Linked DNA regions of Mus musculus: region 2 is linked to region 1. Evidence: chromatin loops called from intact Hi-C (ENCODE). Cell type or tissue: left cerebral cortex. All regions are shown on one strand. Links, peaks and the distances in the headings refer to the core of each region. The heading gives the core; the rest is flanking DNA.

Evidence for each region. Hi-C counts contacts between places; a loop is a spot of excess contacts. Peaks named below come from ENCODE experiments on the same cell type or tissue, not always from the same donor. Only the 100,000 strongest peaks of a DNase experiment are listed, where the experiment ranks them.
Region 2: it touches region 1 in a loop (3-fold over the local background); 1 of 42 quality-filtered maps calls a loop at or near these places.

Annotation. Positions count from the first base shown.
Region 1 is chr3:31,304,980-31,309,800 of GRCm38, reverse strand. All of the region lies in intron 1 of Slc7a14 (solute carrier family 7 (cationic amino acid transporter, y+ system), member 14), which reads left to right. It overlaps Gm15496 (a long non-coding RNA gene), which reads right to left. Exons shown (of 3, transcript XR_880740.3): 1 at 503-4,821. Among named protein-coding and RNA genes, the nearest start is that of Slc7a14, 2.9 kb to the left of the region's middle. In left cerebral cortex, for the core only: no CTCF peak of the experiment used is centred there; DNase peaks (open chromatin) are centred at 1,666 and 2,450; H3K4me3 peaks cover 487 bases; H3K27ac peaks cover 373 bases.
Region 2 is chr3:31,093,043-31,097,863 of GRCm38, reverse strand. It overlaps Skil (SKI-like), which reads right to left and starts at 2,806. Exons shown (of 7, transcript NM_001039090.2): 1 at 2,707-2,806; 2 at 1-1,161. The coding sequence starts at 533. In left cerebral cortex, for the core only: a CTCF peak has its summit at 2,795; DNase peaks (open chromatin) are centred at 2,007, 2,532, 2,882, 3,113 and 1 more place; H3K4me3 peaks cover 2,255 bases; H3K27ac peaks cover 1,616 bases.

The sequences.
Region 1 (4,821 bases), core at 1,087-3,586:
CCTCCAAGCCTATCCACGCACCTGACGGGGGCAACTGGGCTCTTGGCCTGGGATTGAGCCCTTGGAAAAAGGAGAGGTGTTTTCCGGGCCGCAGTCCCAGAGGAAGGCGGGGACATGAATCTGTCCTTTAACCAGAGCAAAACTCTTCAAAGGGACTCCAATGGAGCCCTGCGCCCCGACTAGGCTGGTGCGCCACGAGGACCATCTGTCCCCGGCCAAGCGGGAGACCGTGCAGTGAGGAGGATGTGACGGGAGAGCTATCTGGGTAGGTTCCTGCCCGGAGCCCGCGGCTCTCGAGAGGACTCTCGCACGCACTGCTTCGCCTCTTTGGGGCCTTTTTCCCAGCCCCAAAACACATCTCAGTTTCCCACAAATTCTGAGGGCCAGAGTAGGGTGGCGTGGCCCCAAGCCTTCTGTCTCCACTGAGTCACCCTCCTCCCCCGCCAAGTGTGCATTTTACATCATGATCAAACTGTAAGGTAGAAGCTGTCAAATGACTTACAGAAGAAAGATGAGGGAAGGTGGAAGCAGCACAGGCTGTCGTCTCTTCTTGATAGTGATTCCGCTACGTGTGCGAAACTCGGTTCATTGAGAGCTTGAGTTGAGAGACTCAAAGGATGTTCGCCTGCGTGGCAGAGGCAGTAACTGGCCAGAGTAACTAAGGGTTGCAGGGATAATCTGCCTCTGAGAGCTGGGGACAGGTTGAAGAGCTGGCTAGAGTTGGGATGGTGTGCCGCTGTCCGGGGTGCTGAAAGTTGTCTGCTGCGCGGTAAATACCTGGGGACTGGTGGGATCCGTGCTGGCTGGTCAGCTTTCCCTGCAGTTGAGATCTAACACCTAAAGGGCATTGTCTCGTGTTTACCAAGAAAACAAGCGAGTATCCTTTGCTTTCCCAGTTCTCTGCTTTCCCAGACTTTCGTTGGAGGTTCCCAGCATGTCTGGGTAGAAAAACAAGGGGGCCCTGTCATTCCAGGATGTGGCTTGATAACTCTGGATGATGCCCTCGTTCTTCCTGTTCCAAGTCTTCCGGTTCATAGTGTTGAAAAAGCAGTTAGGGATGCTGTCCTGATAAACATTTCTGTAGCTTTTAGGAACCAGAGAACTGTAAGTCTACAGAAAAATAAGTGGATTAATTAAAAGGGAGATGGATTCAGGCTTGCTTTGGGTTATGACTCTCCTCTGTATGCTTCTGTCACCACCGCGTATTTTCTCATCCTCCAAACACAAATTTTAATACACTGTAGGTTTATTTCTTTAGTGTTCCATGGGTGGGATGAAGAATGGGGTGAGGCAATGGGAATGGGGGCGGGGAGAGACTATTTACTGAGCATCTATACTCTGCTAGACAATGCCATCTAGTTTAAACTTCACACCAGTGCTTAACCGTATATAACACAGATGGAAAATCTACAGTTAGGGATCTTGAAAATCTACAGTTAGAGGTTGCGTTCACACTGTATACTGCTCAGCTCCCATGTCCAAGTCACTTATATGATCTTGCTCATGAATGTAACTTTCAACAGCTGTGATGAGAAGCAGGGATATAGTAATTGACAAAAGGAGGGCTGCATTCTCCTTCACACACTCCGTTATCTCTCTAGTCATTTCTTCTTTAATCTGCTCACCCACCCACTGTCACTCGCCCCCACCCTGCCAACTGTCTTGTGCTTGCCACAACTGTTCACACAACTTGAGCGCCAGTTTTACAGAAACAGGTTGGAAGCTAAACCAGCAGGCTTTCCTGGAAGGACAAGAACGGGAAGAGTGAAACAGTGAGCAAGCCTGGAAACCCAGATATGCCTTCATTTTAGATTCGTTCTGTTGTAATGGTGGTAAACATGTGTTTGGCAACGTTGTTTTACAGAAAGCAGACTGTGGGAACTCAGGGCTCCCATTCTTCCCAGTCACTTAATTGAAGTTAGTATCTTAATCCTGCAAATACTTTCCAGAGCCAGCACCCTTCTCACTCACCCACAGGGCCTGAACTATTTACCCGCAATGCCTTCTTGGTCACCTTTCACAGATAATCACGATAAGGCACAAATGTCTAACATGCAGATAGTCATTCCCCTTAGCTATTTCTCCCATCTTTTTCCTCTTCTGGTTCCACTCCAGTGCCGTCTACCTCAGTGTCCCTGAAACACATAACCAATCTTCAGTGATGTTTCCCATAAAGCAAACAGGGATGATGCTGTGGCTGTCTCCACCATGCCCTTGTTACCTATACTTTCTCTGACTCAGTCCAATGGCACAATTTTCCCCAAACTGATGATGCTAAGCAGTTCTCCATGCTTCAGATGGACTTGGAAGAAGGCTCTAAAATAATCTAGGAAGATATACAAATCACTAAATAGTGCCAGCGTTTATAAAATGCTCTCCACAGGTTAGTCATGATGCCAAGTCCTTTCATCTATCGTTTCTTGGGGTCTCCCCAATTCTCTCAAGTACAGAGCTTCATCAGAGACTGTCCTGAGATGGCCAGCCATCCTAGCAGACTCTGACAGCTCATTCACTTCTCCGTGCTTCTTTTAACAGCCTGTAGTAAAATCTCATCTTCATTCTTTGGATTCCTGTAGCCCTGGTGAGTAGACATTTTTACACTGAATTGATGGTGCTGTCTTGCTCCAAATCTTAGTTTAGAAATTCAAATTCAATCCAAATGGCACTGAAATGCAAATGGATCTTCCATCTTCCATTTGTTAGTCCTTCCTCAGAGATCCCCAGATGTCTTCTTGTTGTTATTGCCAACAATTTGCTTCAGCCCCTCCCTCCTTTATGCCCAGTTAAGGCATAATTCATATTAAGTTCATATTAAATAACCCCACAAGCCTAAAGATGCTACTGATGGGGTGTTCTGGGCCCTATGAGCCATAATCTTAAACCATATAGAACCTCTCTGTCCAGTACAGTAATCAAGAGCTACATAGACCTATTTAAAGTCAAACTGTAACTAAAATGTTTAGAAGTCAGTCAGTATCTCATATTTCAAGTGCTCAATAACCATAGGTGACAAGTGATTATCTTGTCAGAAGCTTTGTTAGACAATGCCACTTTAGAAAGTGCTAAAAAAAAAAAAAAAAAAAAAAAATTCTCACGGCAACAAAGAACTAGGCATTGAGACAAATTAAGGATTCAAGACTCTTTTGAAGCTTCTTCCCAGAAAGGAGAAAAGAATACTTGTGCCTACTCTATCTCTAGCCCCACAGATGGACAGGGTAGTCCAGACAGCAAGGAGCTCTGTATCAGCTTTGAGGAGCTGATAACCTCAAGAATCTGCTTCCTATAAACTCTATAAATGGGGTGGTGGTTCGGTTTGGTTTGGTTTGGTTTGGTTTGGTTCGGTTCGGTTCGGTTCAGTTCAGTTCGGTTTGGTTTGGTTTCCTAGCTTCCAATCTAGAGGTAACCTTACTCTTGTCCAGAGTTCAAATACACATAGTAATGAGTGTCTCTCTTATCTTAGTAAATACACTGTGATAAGCAGGGGAGAAATAGATGGCTTGAACCAGGAGTGCGTGTGCCAGTTGGTGCCATTATACACCTAGACTCCCTTCTCATCTGTAAAACATACATGGGATTTCCACAGCTGCCCCAGACAGTGTGGGAAGACTGAAGGACAGCTAGATGAGAGTACTTTTAAAGAGTGTGATTGAACACAATTGTTGATCATTACTTCCAGATATAATATAGCCTATGCCCAAACAAGGTAGTCCAGGTGGAATGGCTTCTGCACGTATTTTAAATCTTTGATAAGAATACATTTTGCCTGTATTTTCATTTTCATGTTGAATTTAAATTTTTGATTGTTAAAATTTCTCATTGGTTCGGGTCTATTAATAGAAACTGTGCACCGTTTATAGTTTAGTTTATTTGAGCCTGCATATTTCCCTCTCCGAAAAAAAAAAAAAGTCATTAACTAAAGGTTCTTAGTGTCTCGAAAGAGAACTGCTGTGATATTAGAGATTCAGAAATTTTAAAAGTGTATTATGGGTTTTCCTCAGTGCAGACAATGAGAGGGATTAATTTTTAAAAATAATGTCTTATTACTAATGAAATGCGTGCCAACCCATCTCATAAGTGAGTGTGAACAAAAATAACCCTATCTCATGCATTGATTAAGCCAAAAGAAGGGTACAAGTCTATTACTTCAGCTGAATTCTTGAGGCTGCTCTGCATTAAGTATTCTGGCCTTAAATAGGAGCATTTGTAGTGTGGACTCCTAAGCCTAGTACCTTGTTTGATGCTATTCATGCCTCAAGTAGGAGTGCTTTCATATGCAGCCATGGCTTGTTGCACATTTGTTTCTTAGCCATTCTCCTCTTTTAACACTGGGCCAACACAGGGCTCAGATACTGGACAAGATAACCCTGCAAATGAAATTCTACCAGCAGATGAGTTCTTTCTTTAAAAACATAGGACACTAATTCTTTGAGAATTTCGCATATGAATGCCACAGCACGTACTTGATCATATTTACCTCCCTCCCCACACTCGTCTCCTCAACGCTTCTCAGAGATTTACCCAACACCCTACTCCTCCCGAGTCTAACTCTTGGTTGTATTTGTTGCAGCTGTTGAAGACTTGGGGAAGTCCTTATGCTGCTCTATCAGCAGAGCCCCTAAGAAATCAAAATGAGATGGCCTAAAAGGAATCAGACTCTCTGGCAAGGCATTTTCTTTCTCAGCCATTTCAGCATGACAGGGAGATGGGTGGTGACTTGCAAGACGCACTGCCAGGGAGGATCAGACACTCTTGGGTGGCAGGCAAGCGTGTCATTCTCAGGCCTTCCTTACATGAAACTGCATTAATAAAGGAGAGGTTATA
Region 2 (4,821 bases), core at 1,311-3,810, 210 kb after region 1:
TGGAGTGAAAATTCTCGGAGGACAGAGTTTAAGACTTGGGGCAAACAGAGTCTCTTTTCTCCTCCAACTTGAAAACAAGAAATAGACTCCCCTTCCAAAAGAGTCTGAGTGAGCTCTGTGGAGCTATCAGAAGGAATGAGAAGAGGGCCGGGAAGAACCTGAGGAGAGGGAAGAGGCAGGAATACAGTCGGTGACATGCTCTCCTGGGAATATCGAGCAGAAAATGCTGCTGGTCCACCCAAAGAGCTCTGACTGCTTAAGTGGAATTGTGCCAGCGTGTGTTTCAGACTGGGGTTTAAATTTAAAGTTTCAGGTAGAGAAACACGGTTTCGCTTGGCGTGCTCGCCATCCGGCTCCACGGATGCATCTCCATAGTCATCTAAGTGCTCCTTCTTCACCTTGGTCAGGGTTTTCCCATTGGCATGAATGTCGGTCATCATTTTTTTCACAGGAGGACTGCCATCATCCTCCATGCCGTTCAGCTTTTTATTTGAACCCTGAACTAAGGAGAACTTAGACTGGAGGTTTTCCATGGCCACACTGGTGCTTTAAACGATTAAGTCTGCAACTGGCATGTTGTTCTCAGTTCCTAATCTGAAGAGAAAAGGGGAATGTATACAAATACTTATGACTCACTTAGAAATGTTTACTTTCCAAAGATGAATTTTCTTACTCAATAGATTGTACAACTCTGTTTTGGTTTAGCTGTACTTTAAGATATAATTGAAAATGCTACAAAACTTCTCAGTTTTGTTTGCTTCTAATAACAAATAAGAATATAATCGTAAGCACACTTCTGAGAAAATCACTTCAGGTATTTATATTAAAATAAAGCTCAATTCAAGAAGTCCAAAGTTCGGTGTAATGGTTGAGTTTGGTTGGTTTTGTTTTTTAAGCAAAGCATGTGGGAAGTTTATACCATGACTGTATCCTGAAACTACACCCAAACATGAGTTACAATGACGCAATGGGTTTAATTTTTGCCAAGAACACCAAAAAAGAAGAGGCAGGTATCGTCCCTGAAAATGGTGATCTGCTGCTCAGTACTGATAAACTGAAGACTCCACCTGAACTTTTATAATTAAAAATATACATATACTAAATGAAAAAGCTGTCCAGTTTTATCTTCAGGGATTACAGCTCATTCTTCTTTTAATTGATCTGGAAGAGAAAGGGGTGGGGAGTTACATTTGAATTAGCTCCAGAGGCCAAAGGGTCTGTTTAAAACCAGTTTCTTAATCTTCAACTCAGTTCATTTTACCAAAGGTAACACTTGGGTGGTTTCTTCCAACCTAACACCAGTTATCTAAAAGAAACTTCATCTAAATAGGAAGCAGTCCAGACGGTGGGTAACAGAAGCATTAAATAATGCCTCTCCAAACAAGGACGAGTACACAAATTTAGAATACGAATAACCAAACCTCAGTACCAGAGGCTTTCTCAACTATGCATGCCATTTAAATTTTAAAAAACAATCCTTTCTCGTTAGAAAAAAAAAAAAAAAAAACCTGTAGTTTCTGGTCTCCCCACCCCCCAAGATACATGTTAATATACCTACCATATGCAACTAAACTTCAAGTACATTCATACATACTATCTTTTTGGAATGAAGAAGAAAAAAAAACTTTCCCTTTAAAAGGTTAGCGAATTTGCCTAATGGAAGCCAAAAGCTGTAAGACTCCACGCCTGGAAATCTCCATCCATGAGCAAGACTAATCCGGGACAAAAAGCACAAGGCAGACAGACCTCACAAAGAATGCAAATGGAGGCAGAGTGGCGAAAAAGAGTATTCATCCACTTCCCTCCCTGGAGAAAACCCAGTAAAAGCCGACAAATAAAAAGCTTTGCTTCTAAACTCCCAGCAATTTATGTTAACACAAACCCAGAGAATTATGGACGAAAGCCACCTAGCCACCGTACTGTGACTTTCGCCACTACAGGGACACCTCAGCCAAGGCGAGCCAAGGAAAAGGGCAGAAGGCATGACCTAGACCAGGGGCGCCCCCACAGCCCTGCGCACACGCAGAGACACCCACTCATCATCAACCCAAAGGACAGGGAAGCAGGGGACTCCCGGCGTCTGGTGAGGTGAGAGGGGGCAGAGGAAGTAGGAGTCCTCCCAACCCCCACCTCTGTGACTGGGATCACCCTAAGTGCCCTCCCCACATCGCCCCACTGCGGGGGCCGCCGGTGGAAATACCCCACGCCCCCGGCCCGCGGGAAGTTCTCTAGGGTTACCTAGGCGCCCCAGGGCTGCGCCTCCCCCCACTTGACCCACCCTGAGCCGTGGCACCCACAGGGGCGCGGGCAGGTTAGGCGCCAAGCCCGGAAGCCCGCGTCGCCGGACGCTTAGAGCTGGGGCCAGCCCGGGGCATCCCCGCCGAGCGCAGACGGCCGGGGGATGGCGGCGATGACCAGGGTCCAGGTCTCCTGGGTCCCGGCGGCTCGGGTCAAGTGCACCGCCATCCCCTCCCAGCTGACCCGTCCCAGAATCCGCGAGGCCTGTACACCCGTGGGACCCCCGCCGCGCGCCCTGTGCCCGCGACCCCGCCCGGGACCCCCACGCATCCCGGACGCCCCACTCAGGCCCTCCGCGCCCGGGCAGACCCCCGGGCTCTGTGCCCTCCCCATCACCCCCGCCGCCGCCGCCTCAGCGCCCCCAGAGGCCGCACGCCCCTCGCGTCCCCTCGCGACCTGCGGCCGCACCTGTGCCCGCCGTCGCCGTCGCCGTCGCTCGCCAGCCGCCTTCGCTGTGCCGGCGCCGCTCCGAACCCCACACACATCGCTACACACAGCCTCTGACGTCACCCGGCCCGCGGCCCGCCCACGTCACTGCGGAGACACGGCTTCCCGCAGACGCCGCCGCCGTCTCCGGCCGCCCGGGGGACAGCGAGGGCGGCGGGCGGGGGAGGGGAGGGAACGAAGCCAGCGGCGCCGCGCGGCCCCGCGCCAGCCAGCCCCTCGGGCGCGCGCGCCGTCTGGCCTATTGTGGCTCCCGGCGGGCTGCACACTGCAGGCTGCGCGCGCGTCCCCAGCCCCGACCGGGGCGCGCGCCTGGCGCCTCGGCCGCGCACGCGCGTGCTCCCGCTCCCCCGCCCCCCTCGCGCGTACCCCGCGCTGCTGGCCCGGCGCGCCGTCTGGGCGGCTGGCGCACGGCGCTGTCTGCGGTGCCCGGCTCAGACAGGATGTTCCCTCGGCCCCACCCCCGCCGCCCTCCTTCCTTCCTCGAGTCGCTCAGCCGGCTGTCTGGGGCCGCCCTCGCCACGCCCGCCGCCGTGTGGCGACGGGCCAGACCTGGGGGCGCCCTGGCCGCCGGGCCGCCGCGCTGCGAGGCGGGGGGGGTGAGAAGGGGGAGAGGGGGCAGGGCGCGGCGGGCTGCACTGTGCGCGACCCCGGCAGCTGGCCGCGCCCGAGGTCAGGCTCGGCCAGCAGCCCCCCTCAACCCCCGCGGCCGCAGCTGGCCGCCCGGCCCCGCCCCGGAGGTGGCCTGCGGGTGGCTCCCCGCCGCGACCCCCGGGCTGAGCCCGCCGCGCAGACGCCCCCGCGCTGCCACCGCCCCCCCCCCCGCAGCGCCACCACCTGCCCCCGTGCTCCCCGCTCCCAGTGTTGCCACCCTCCCCCCGCCCAGTGCCGACGTCGCGGGGCCTCTCGCCCCCGTGGGGCCTCCCGCCGCGGCCGCCCTGCCAGCTGCCGGTGAGCAGCCCCGCCTGGCCGCTCTGGGGTGGCCTGACCCGGCCGCCATCGCCCCAGAGTCCGCGGTTTGCGCACCGCGGGGACAGATCTTGCTGCCCCAGCTGCTCTTAGCCTCCATAAGTGACCCATTCTGATTCACTAAGCACTTTGGTTGGTGTTTTCGGGTGTGTTTTTTTCTTTCTTTCTTTCTTTTTAATTTTTCCAGAGACGGTAAGAGGTGGAGGAAGATAACCACTTTCGGCTGCCACCTCGAACCGCCGGCGGGGGTGGGTGAGGGGACTTCCTAGCCAACGTATCCAGGATAGCTCGAATATTCAACTCTGTGAAGCTAGCCCGTCATATTTCGAAACACCAAGAAATCCCCTTTTCTCCACCCCACCGCAGGATCAGGAACTGAAATAGCGCAGCGAGTAGCACTGCGCAGACTTAGGGAACTCGAGCTTCGGCGACGGTGGCGCACCCCACCCCCACCCCACCTTTTTTTTTTCTTTTTTTTTTTTTTTTTCCTTTTCTCGCCGGGTTTATTTTACCGCTTCGGGGTTACTCATGTTTGGGTCTACATTTGCAGTTGTCCAATTGGGAATACTTTTGTGCTTGAGGATTTTTCGTCCTTTTTTTTTTAACCCCCACAATAGGTCTAACAAATGTCACCTCTCATCACCGCCTCCGCCCCAGCTCCTGTCGGCCCCCATCTCCGTGCTCCCAGGTCATGCCCCTCTCCCACCTCCTACTCGACGCTTCTTGACTGCCTGTGTGAACATGAATAATTCCGCAGCACTTCCCATCTGTTATTGCCATAGAGACAGAAGCTCAGCAAAGATAATGATGTTCTGTGCAGAGCCAGTGGGGGAAGAGCAGCATCTGCGAGTCTGGGGGAATAGATGGTCTAACCGCCAGAATGTTCATAAGCCCGACTGGAAAGCTGAGGCGCAACGCCAGGATAGTCCTGAGACTGAGCACCTGGCCTCCTTGCACCTGGCTCTGGATCTAACCAGAAAAAAACAAATTTAGAAACCAAGATAACTGAGGTGTGTGTGTCTTAAGCGAGTCTGAAACTGCAATTAATGCTAAGTATTTAGTAGTCATCTTTCCAGCCATAAAAGTAATTACTTGCTAGCATGGTCAAAG